Regions from separate parts of the Homo sapiens genome. Here region 2 is linked to region 1. Evidence: chromatin loops called from intact Hi-C (ENCODE). Cell type or tissue: Calu3. All regions are shown on one strand.

Region 1 (5,000 bases):
AGCGATCCTCTTGCCTCAGCCTCACAAGTAGCTGGGATGACAAGTGCCCACCACACGTCCAGCTAATTTTTGTATTTTTAGTAGAGATGGGGTTTCACTATGTTGGGCAGGCTGGTCTGGAACTCCTGACCTCAAGTGATCCACACACCTCAGCCTCCCAAAGTGCTAGGATTACAGGCGTGAGCGACCGCGCCTGGCCTAGAGCTTTTTAAAAACAGAAATGGACTGTATTGTTTCTTCAGTTTTGCTGCTTGCTTTATTCCAGTTAGCATTATACTATAGGAATATTTTCATAACATTAAAAACTTTTCATGTGTAATAGTGTGTCTTGGGATGCATCATATTTAATTAACCATATCACTGGGCATCTAAGTCGTTTCCAGAAGTTCAGTGTTGTAAGTAACCCTCAGTAAAAATCTTTTTATGTAAACCTTTGTCTGTATCTTAAGTGGTTTCTTCGAGATAAATCTGTAGCAATCATGGGCTTTTTTTAGTTGTTACATATATAATTTTTTTTTGCTTTTTAAAAATTGATACATAATGTACATATTTATAGGGTGCATATGATATTTTGATAGATGTATACAATGTGCAGTGGTCAAATCAGAGGCATTGAGATTTCCATCATCTCAGAAATTTATCATTTTTTTTGTTGGAAACATTCCAAATCTTCTCTTATAGCTATTTTGAAATATATTATAAATTATTGTTAACTAGAGTCACTCTACTGTGCTATCAAACACTAGATCTTATTCCTTCTATGTAACTGTATTTTGTACCTATTAATCACCCTCTTTGTTCCTTCTCCCTTCTCTTCCCAGCGTCTGGTAATCATCATTGTATTTACTACCTGTGTGAGTTGTTTTTTTCTAGCTCCCACATATGAGTGAGAACACACAATATTTGCCTTTCTGTACCTGGCTTATTTCACTGAACATAATGTCCTTCAGTTCCATCCATGTTGCTGCAAATGATAAGATTTCATTCTTTTTATGGCTGAAGAGTACTCCGTTGTGTATTTATATCACATTTTCTTTATCCATTCATCTGTTGATGGACAGTAAGGTTGATTCCATGTCTTGGCTATTGTGAATAGTGCTGCAGTAAACATGGGAGTGCAGGTATCTTTTTGATACACAGATTTCCTTTCTTTTGGCTACATACCCAGCAGTGGGATTGCTGGATCATACGGTAATTTTATATTTATTTTTTTGAGAAACCTCTGTACTGTTTTCTGTAGTTGCTGTACTAACTTACATTCCCACCAACAGTGTATGAGTGTTTCCCTTTTTCTGCATCCACCTCAGCATCTGTTATTTTCTGTTTTTTTTTGTCATTGTTGTTGTTTTTTGTTTTTTTTTAGTAGCCATTCTAAATGAGGTGAGATGATATCTTATATGGTTTTGAGTTGCATTTCACTGATGATTAGTGATGTTGAGTATGTTTTTCATGTACCTGTTGGCCATTTTGTATATCTTCTTTTGAGAAATGTCTATTCGGATCTTTTGCCCATGTTTTAATCAGATTACTTATTTTATGAACCTTTTTTTAAAGCTGGTGGGACAACTCACCAAATTTATTTCCAAATTTATCAATTTATACTCCCAGTATGACTTGCAATGTTTGTCTTTCTGTGCCTGGCTTATTTCACTTAACATAATGTCCTTCAGTTCCATCCATGGTCATGCAAATGACAAGATCTCATTCTTTTTATTGGCTGACTAGTACTCCATTATGATTTCCTTTCTTTTGGCCATATACCTAGACATGGGATCGCTGGATCATATGGTAGTTTTATTTTTACTTTTTGAGAAACCTCCGTACTGTTTTCCAATGAGATTTCCTATTCTTTGCATTTCCCTAAATTTATTTGCTCACCATTGCCCAGGCACCATTGTGCAAACATTCTTATCACCATCATCAATGACCCTAACTTAGGGCCATATATTGTGTACCTAAACCTTATCCTGACTTTGGAAAGACTAAAGGGATTGGTCACAGGGCCTGCTCTGCAGGGCCTCCCAGGCAAGGATTCCTTTTACTTTCCTAAACTAATATGGCCCCTTAACAGGGAGCGCACATTAAAGTTAGGATCTGATATGAAATCTAAAAAGGGCTTGCTTGTTTTTTTTTGCCCTTGGTGATTCTTTAGTTTTGCCTCTGGATGTGTTTCAGCTCCTTGGCTGGTTGTGTAGTCAGTTCTGGCATGGCTTAAAGTGGTTAACCTCTTTTGTGTTTATCAGAACTGGTGTCCTTATCTGCCTTTTATGGAGAAAGGCCTTTCTGGGCAGCAATGTTGAATGAGCCTGGAAAGCCTAGATGTGGTCATTTAATTTCTCTTTTAGGCTACTGTTGTCTATGGCTCACCAAGAGCAGGCTGATTAGGAAGCTGAAGTGTCTGGTGTCACCTTGATTAGGTCAACTTCAATGTCAGGTGAAATAAGATCCAATGCATTCAGGTGTTTCTGGAGTTTGTGGTAGGTAATCAGGATGAGTTAAATTTAGCTGGGATTCATTTGGCTGGAATATTGAAAATAAGAGAGTTCCCTGAATATAGATGCTGGAGAGACAGCCTAGCATCTGGGGAAAAGGATGTGTTTTTCAGTTATGGGGATCCAGATTTGGGGCTGTTTCTCTTTCCCCCATTACATATCATTTTCACTGTGTTTTCTATTTCTCTCTTTACTTATCATTGGTTAAGTCTGATTATGTGCCCTTCACTGATGTTTGGGGTTGAGTATGTTTTCAGGCATATATTTGATACGGACACTCTATGTTACGACACTTCAGTTTTGTAGAGACTGCCTTTATTGTACACTCTTCTGGCAGTTTAGGTGTGCTGCCACCAAGTGGTAGAGTACCTGAGCTCAGTTGCCCAAGAAGACATAGATGGGTTTTGTCAGAGGCTCCAATGGTTCTATTCTGGTTCTCTCCTCATTAAATCTGGGATTTTCCAAGCTTTACTGTTTAAAATTTTATTGAAACACTGAAATTTAAGCAACCAATAAGCAAGGATTACTCTTCTTCAACTACAAGTGAGTTTGATACAATCTTTCTCAAAGAACTGTAGTAAATGATAGATAAAATAATGTTTGTGAAAATGTTTCACCTGCTATGTTGAAACTGGGAATTTTATAATAATGCTATTTTGGGGATATAAATAGTGTGGTGTTTCTATAATAATTCTTTTTAAAATAAAATCAAATTTAAAAAAACTAAAACACTAACAAAAAACATTCCTGTTGGTTTTGCCTTCATCTTTGGTAGATCTGAAGTTGCAGTGCCCCAAGCGAACTTATCTCTTGGAGCTCCCACTGTCCCCCTGACCTTTTTCATCAGCCACAAACATTGAAGATAAAACATTGAAGATAATTTGTCTTTTCAGACCTTCCTTTCCAGACAATATTTTCTTTCTCTCAACATGGAAGATGAGTACAAGAAAAACAAAACTATCTAGGGTTTCTGTTGCAGAGAATTTAGCTTGGGTGTAGGCACTCATCAGTTGCAGAAGATTTCTGTACCAGTTTGCCTCTGTCACTTGTATTGAAAAAAAAAAGTCTCCCCCTCGCCTTCTCCACCCCATCTCATGTTTTCTTAGATTGCTTTAGAAAAAAAGATTTATTCAGAATTTTGTTCTCAAAAGTCCAGCATTACCTAAACAAAACAAGTGATTTGAACAGCATTTAAAGATTTTTGAATCTGGAAAACTCATATAATGGGGGTGAGTCCCATCCCTTCTATGAGATCTGAGTGTCCTGAGAGAAACCACACAACTTTCTCTCTGATAGGTGGTGAACCTCTTGCAGGTTGGAATGGTTGGTTTTGTTTCTTGCCCCTGAGGGTGTGGAGCACCACCTTGCAAACTGGCTGAATTCAATTAGACTGGAGGCTCCCCAAGGAAAAAGGAGAGGGCTTCACCCCCCCCATACTCCTTAGGGCCAATGCCGGGATCTCTATTTCAGACATGAAGTACCTGAGGCCAGACTGAGGTTTCCTTCAGGAGGTTCTCTTTCCTCTGTCCGGGGCTGTGACCACAGGGGGTTACCCAGGCCAGAGGTGGGTGGACTGGCACTGTGGCAGAGTGGGGCAGAGCCTTCTGCCAGGGGACGGAGCATGGATGTACCTGCGAGGGAACTAGCAGTGGACTCAGTCTCACCAAGGAGCTATATTCTTGTTTCTAAATTAAGCAAGTATGACAGCCAGCCCCATTTCTCCTGGAACTTAGATGGGAGCACTTTGTCAGCCATGGTGACTCAGCAAGGATGAATGTTTTTCGGATAATTTACTGACGTAATTCAAGCATGTGTCCTGATGGCCCTGGCCCCTCTTTCCTTTTCTCTCAGAGCCTCCTTCCTCTCTGCATTTCCCATTTGTTCTAGGTCAAGTGAGGACCAGCCTTGGTTTTGAGAGCTACTAAAAAACTCTAAAATCAGTACATTTTTCTCCCTTGCATCTCCCAGACTGTTCTGTCCGGAGCTGGAATTTTATCTGTTTCCATCGCTAGTAATGCATGTGCCAGGTTTTGGCCTGGTGCCTGAGACAAGGTCTGAACCTTGTCCTGTGATGCACTCCACCCTGGTTCCCTACACAGGAAGAGAATGTCCTGGATCTCCAGACCATAAGCTGTTTTCCTTTGCAGGAAATTCAGGCTTCACCCTCATTGGCTGAAGAGAAACTCCCTGTTTTGAACTTGGAGGAAAGCAAGACCATTCCTCACCCTCTTGCAGCTCTGACTATGAAGGAGTGCTGCATTGGGAAGATTGCACATTGGTTCAGATTTAATTCTGTGGATACACAGGACACTTGTTTAGTTCTTACATACACACAAACTCAGAGGGAATGGTCAAATGATCTCTTGGCTGAATTTGCAGATTAATGGGGTGGGGAATGGGGGAGGGACCCAGTTCTTGCCTTCAGGAGGTTTGTGGTCTGGTTAAGGTTTCAGAATCCACAGGAGAAGACAAAAACTGAAAGCTTCCAAGGCAGCAGCCACACAAGCA
Region 2 (5,000 bases), 120 kb before region 1:
CAAGAAGTAGAGAAGTAGAAGGTCTTTTCTGATGGAATAAGACTACAGAGCCATGAAAAACCTTGATTTAGGCCCCAAAAGCTATTTGGAGAAGAAGTGAGCCTTCTGTAGGGGAGCATTGTAATCCAAGAACTTCATGCAGGTGACTGTGGTATGGTGCCGAGGTCTTCCTACTTGCCTCCTTCTCAGATGCTCACTGTGTCCTTTTCAACTGGTCCTGAAGAGTTCTGTGGTCCAGAGTCATCTCATTGGTCTAAACATTGTGTGCTTGTTCCCTGTCCCCTCCTCTGTGTTAGCTGCCCTGTTGGCTTGGTTATATCTCTGCACAGGGATAGAAGCAGCTTTCCATCCCAGAAAATCATGGAGTTGTTCTCAGACATTTGCATTTGACATCTAGAGAGCCAAGCAGAAACTATGAATTGTGAAATTGAGGGCATAGAGGCTTACGAGTAAAACTGCGTACAGCCGTATTCAGCATGCTCATATTTGGGTGTTCCTAAGAAAATTCCTAAAAGTCACAGTCATTGTGCTCAGGCAGCTTTTGTTTGAGGAAGGTCCGTCATACTCAGGAGCATTAGCAGAACGGTGCCCCAGCATCATGGTGGCATGGAAAGCCACTTAGATAGGCTTGTGCTGTCTATTCACAGATCCCAAGGGTCCCATGTTCTTCCTACTGTTGTCTTTTGCTCTGCTAGAGGGCAGAGCACTCTCTACGTCTGCTTCACTGCTCTGCCTTAAGTCCTGTCTGCTTTAAGGATCAGCTCAATGCCTGTCCATAGTGACTCATACTCCAGTTTGCACCCTGCATTTAGAACAGAGCCCCTTCTCACTTTACCCACCCAACTAGAGACATACTCTTTAAGGGTGGTATGTTTTGTAAGGTCAGGGAATATGTCTTGTCTTAGGCACTGCACTTGGTGGTTAGGTGTGGGATGTGATGCTCTACTTCAATCTCCTGGACAATGGCACCAAGAGGCAAGGGAGAAGGAAGTTCATGATGGGTGGAGGTTGGATAAAGGATAAGATAGAGCTTGGTCTTCTGTTGTAAAGAAGACCAGAGGTTGTAATAATCACGTCGCCTTCAATCACCCATTCACTCTATCACCATGGCCCTATGGGCAGGGCTGTTCTCCCTTCTTCTGTTTTCATTCCCCAGGAAACCTCTTTTGGGCCTTGCTTTCCCCTCTAAAGCCAAGGTCATCAGTGAAGTTTGTTTTAACCTCATTTCATCTGTGAAAGGGGTTGGATGGGTAAAGTGAGAAAAAGAAGGCAGATGACAACATTCCATGTGATGTGTTCTGGAGCCCTGCCCCTTCAAGGAACTTCCAGAATGTCTAGCTCGGTAACAGAATATGTGCTTTATAAATGTGTATTGTTTGATAACTGATTAACATTTGCCAAGCCACATAAAAGCAAGTGAAATGAATAACAACTCACTTACCTATTTTGGGGACAACTTTTACCATTCAGGACATAGAAATAGCCTTTCTAGTGGAAAGCCCATGTGACCAGAACTTATTGACCTATGGTAGTGTATAAATTAAAGTTCCTGATTGGGCCGTCTTTAATATTTTCCAGGACAGAGATTAGAGGGAGGTGCTCTGGGCTGCTGATACCTTAGTGATATCTACCCATGAAGGAGGAGAGAGTGAAATCCTTAGATATTTAGTATATCTCTGAATATGTTAAATGTATATTCAGAGCTCTCTGAACTTCTCAGTGTAGTCTGCAATGGTTAGGTAGTTTACTATTTTCAAGAAGTAAAATTATTAGATTTTTTTTAAAAACTGCTTAAAGACTAACATCAGTTATCTGGAAACATACATGGGGTACCGTCTTTTCCAGTGATACTTTAAAAATGACTATTTACCAATAATATCAAGTTTTGTTGAGACTATGGAGTTCCTGGAACTTACTTTGCTGGTGGGAGTGTATATTTATACAGCACTTTAAAGAGAATTTTCATGATATCTATTATGCACACCCCATGAACCCATAATTCTACACCTGGATATACCCAATAGATTTGAACTCCATCTAAAAACAAAAACAAAAGCATGTACAAGAATGTTCATATCAGCTTTATTCATAACAGCCTCAAACTGGAAACAACCAAAATGTTGTTTCCAACAACAGTAGAATGGATAAATACATTGTATATCAACGCCACAGAATGTTATACAGAAAAGATAAAGAGCGCACTATTGGCACTCTAATAGTATAGAAGCATCTTAGAAGATTGCGAAAGGAAGCCAGACATAAGAGAATACATATTGTATTCTCCCACTTATATGACCAAACAAACCTAATGTGTGGGACAGAGGTCAGAATAATAGCTATTCTTGACTGGAAGGGGGCATGAGGGAGCCTTCTGGGTAGCTGTAAATGTTCTAAATCTTGGTCTGGTGATTATATTAGTGTATAACATATGCAGAAATTCACCCAGCTGTACCCTTATGATTTGTATACTTTGTGCAAGTTATGCTTTAATGAAAAAGCAAAGAAAAGGAAGAGAGATTGCTGAAGTGTGATGCTGAGTAATTTGCCACAGACCCCAGTGTCTTCTATATGTCTGAAGGTTAACAGATAATATTCTTAAGGTTCTTGCCCCTGAAACTTCTTGTGAATTTTAGCATATTTTTCCTGCTTCCAACTTGCTCTGGAAAGAACTGGAGTCTGTGACTCAGGAGTCCTCTGCTATAGTCTCTCAGCCCCAGTTACCAACTGTGTTTACTTACAGGTCAGTTCTTCAAGGAGTATATGAAATAGACCTTCCAGTCACTCCTCTACCTTTGACCCATGGGGTCTGGTGAACATAAAGTGAGGTATAAGCTATCAAGGAGTTTTTGAAAAACATTAAAAGGGCCACCCAAATACTAAGAAGTAAGATTGTACTTGAACTTGATGAAATTGATGGCAGCTACTGATTAGAATCACATAAGGTGCTGTTGACAAAGACAATGCTGTGACTTTAAAGAATTGGGCAGTGATTTATGAATCATCATGGTACTTGGCTCAGGGCTCTCAGTGGCAGCTGTGACATCAGGGTGTAGGAACACATGAGGTGACTTGTGTGTTGGGAAATTGTGGTGATTACAGAAGCAGCCACTGCCGGGAGGTCAGCATCACATGCTTAGAATGATGGTTCTTTTCCAGGTGAAGCCCTTGGACTACTGTGGCCAAGTGAACAGTGCCCTGTTTAGACAACCCAGGCCCATTTCTGGCTTTTCCACCAAATAATTATGTGACACAAGGCAATCTGTTCGCTTCCCTGGACCTTAGTTCCTCCTCTGTAAAATGGGGGAAATGATGTCATAAGTCCCTCTGAGCTCTAACTTCCTCCATGTCTTCCCCACATAGCCAGTTCTCACTTTTTTTCCGTATGTGTATTATATGGTCAGTTTTAAATCTGGAACAGTCTTCTTTTCATGTGGCTGTTTTTTACAAGTAGATCTTTAAGAAGACAACTCAGCTGCCAAGAATCATGTTGTCTCCTAACAAACAATATCCATTATTCTGGAATATTGATTATCCATCATTTCAACAACCCAGTATCTCTTTCCATCATTAGTGCTGATGACTGGGTGCTGCCTGAATTACACAACCACTTTCCTATCCCTCCAGCCTCCTCTACCCTGTTGGAGCCCCAGGTGGACATGTCTTGATGAGCAAAGCTGTGCATTAGTAATGCTTAGTTTGGGGCCACATTTTCCTAAGGTTTGTGAGGGAAGCTCAATCATCACTTCAAGTGCCCAGAGCCTAGAACCCGAGCCGGTGAGAACACTGATGGGAGGAGAAGAAACTTAGTGAGAGGGAGCCTCCATCACTGGGAAGTGAGCACTGCAGCACCGCACAACACATACTCCTGGACTTCTTTCCTGGCCTGAGCTTTTCAAGGCTGAATGAATGTGCAAAGCCAGGAAGAAAATACCTTACTCTCCTCTGGTCAGCCTGGGCAGAGATCTTCTTTTACACACGGCAGGACTTGGGGAAGGAAGAGGAGGATGATGAGGCCAGGAGAAGGTGACTTTGTTGTGTCTGGGAAGGAACCAGGGCCTTGTAACTCAGAGAATTGGGGAAAAGCTTTGTGGCACCTTCATTTTTCTGGCTCCTTCATGGCTGTTTTGGCAGGGATTTTTGCCCCGTCTCACATTCCAAGTTCTTTCATGAGAGCTTTGTGGGTCAGAGGCAGGGAACTAGACCAGACCTTAACCTCTGAAGACACAAATTCTCCCCTGGCAGCCCCTGTCTCTTTGGGAGTTGTTCTGGTTCCTCCTGCTGGGGCATTTACACTGTTTTCTCTGAAGTCAAATCCATCTTCCTCTCTGTCCTCTGGAATTTGGTTTCTGAGGCACTTAGTAGGTGATAGCATGACTGACTGCCTCACTGACCACTTCCAGATGAGGGTTACTCTCCTCACAGCACGGCCTTGAGGCAGCTCATGCCAGGGATGCTGCCTGTGTTCCAACTGTGGATCTGCATTCTGGGAACAGCCAATTGATCTGATGGTGCGGGGTTACTTTTTATTTTTTAAATTTAAAAATTAAAAAAAATATATCCTTAGTGGTGATTAAAACTTCAGAACTGTTTTTGAATACTAATTTGGTTTTTGGAAACAGCCCAACTCCATTCGGGAAAATCTGGGGAAGAGGGAATCAAATCTGGGCAAGCTGGGTGACAGTATTTTAGTTTAAAAAACAAAACAACAACCTTCCTCTCTCCCCCACCTCAAAAAAACACAACACAAGGTTTGTCTATTAAGTAATGAAACAGTTTGCTTGTTTTTAAATTTAGAACGACAGTCGAGGCTGTTTTCAGAAGTTCAAAAATGTTTAGTGTCTGCTAGAATAAGCACAGAGCCCCGGAGGTAGCTAACAAGGACAGCCCTCATTTCTGTCTTCAATTCAGGAGGCCACAGGTCAGGATCTGTGGCATTGTGGAGGGCCCACCCAGGGCACTGCCTGTGATTGCAGACCCACTCCTGTGCCTTATGGGGAGGG

What was found. A loop is a pair of places that touch in the nucleus more often than their neighbours do. Peaks named below come from ENCODE experiments on the same cell type or tissue, not always from the same donor. Only the 100,000 strongest peaks of a DNase experiment are listed, where the experiment ranks them.
Region 2: a loop joins it to region 1, with 2.1 times the contacts of the local background. A loop is called at or near these places in 1 of 110 quality-filtered maps.

Annotation. Positions count from the first base shown.
Region 1 is chr3:124,244,338-124,249,337 of GRCh38, forward strand. All of the region lies in intron 3 of KALRN (kalirin RhoGEF kinase), which reads left to right. Among named protein-coding and RNA genes, the nearest start is that of MIR5002, 110 kb to the left of the region's middle. RefSeq lists an enhancer at 3,500-4,699. In Calu3, no CTCF peak of the experiment used is centred here; a DNase peak (open chromatin) is centred at 2,844.
Region 2 is chr3:124,128,613-124,133,612 of GRCh38, forward strand. The region is part of intron 1 of KALRN (kalirin RhoGEF kinase); the gene reads left to right. It overlaps MIR5002 (microRNA 5002), which reads left to right and starts at 4,317; the gene lies at 4,317-4,413. In Calu3, no CTCF peak of the experiment used is centred here; a DNase peak (open chromatin) is centred at 3,059.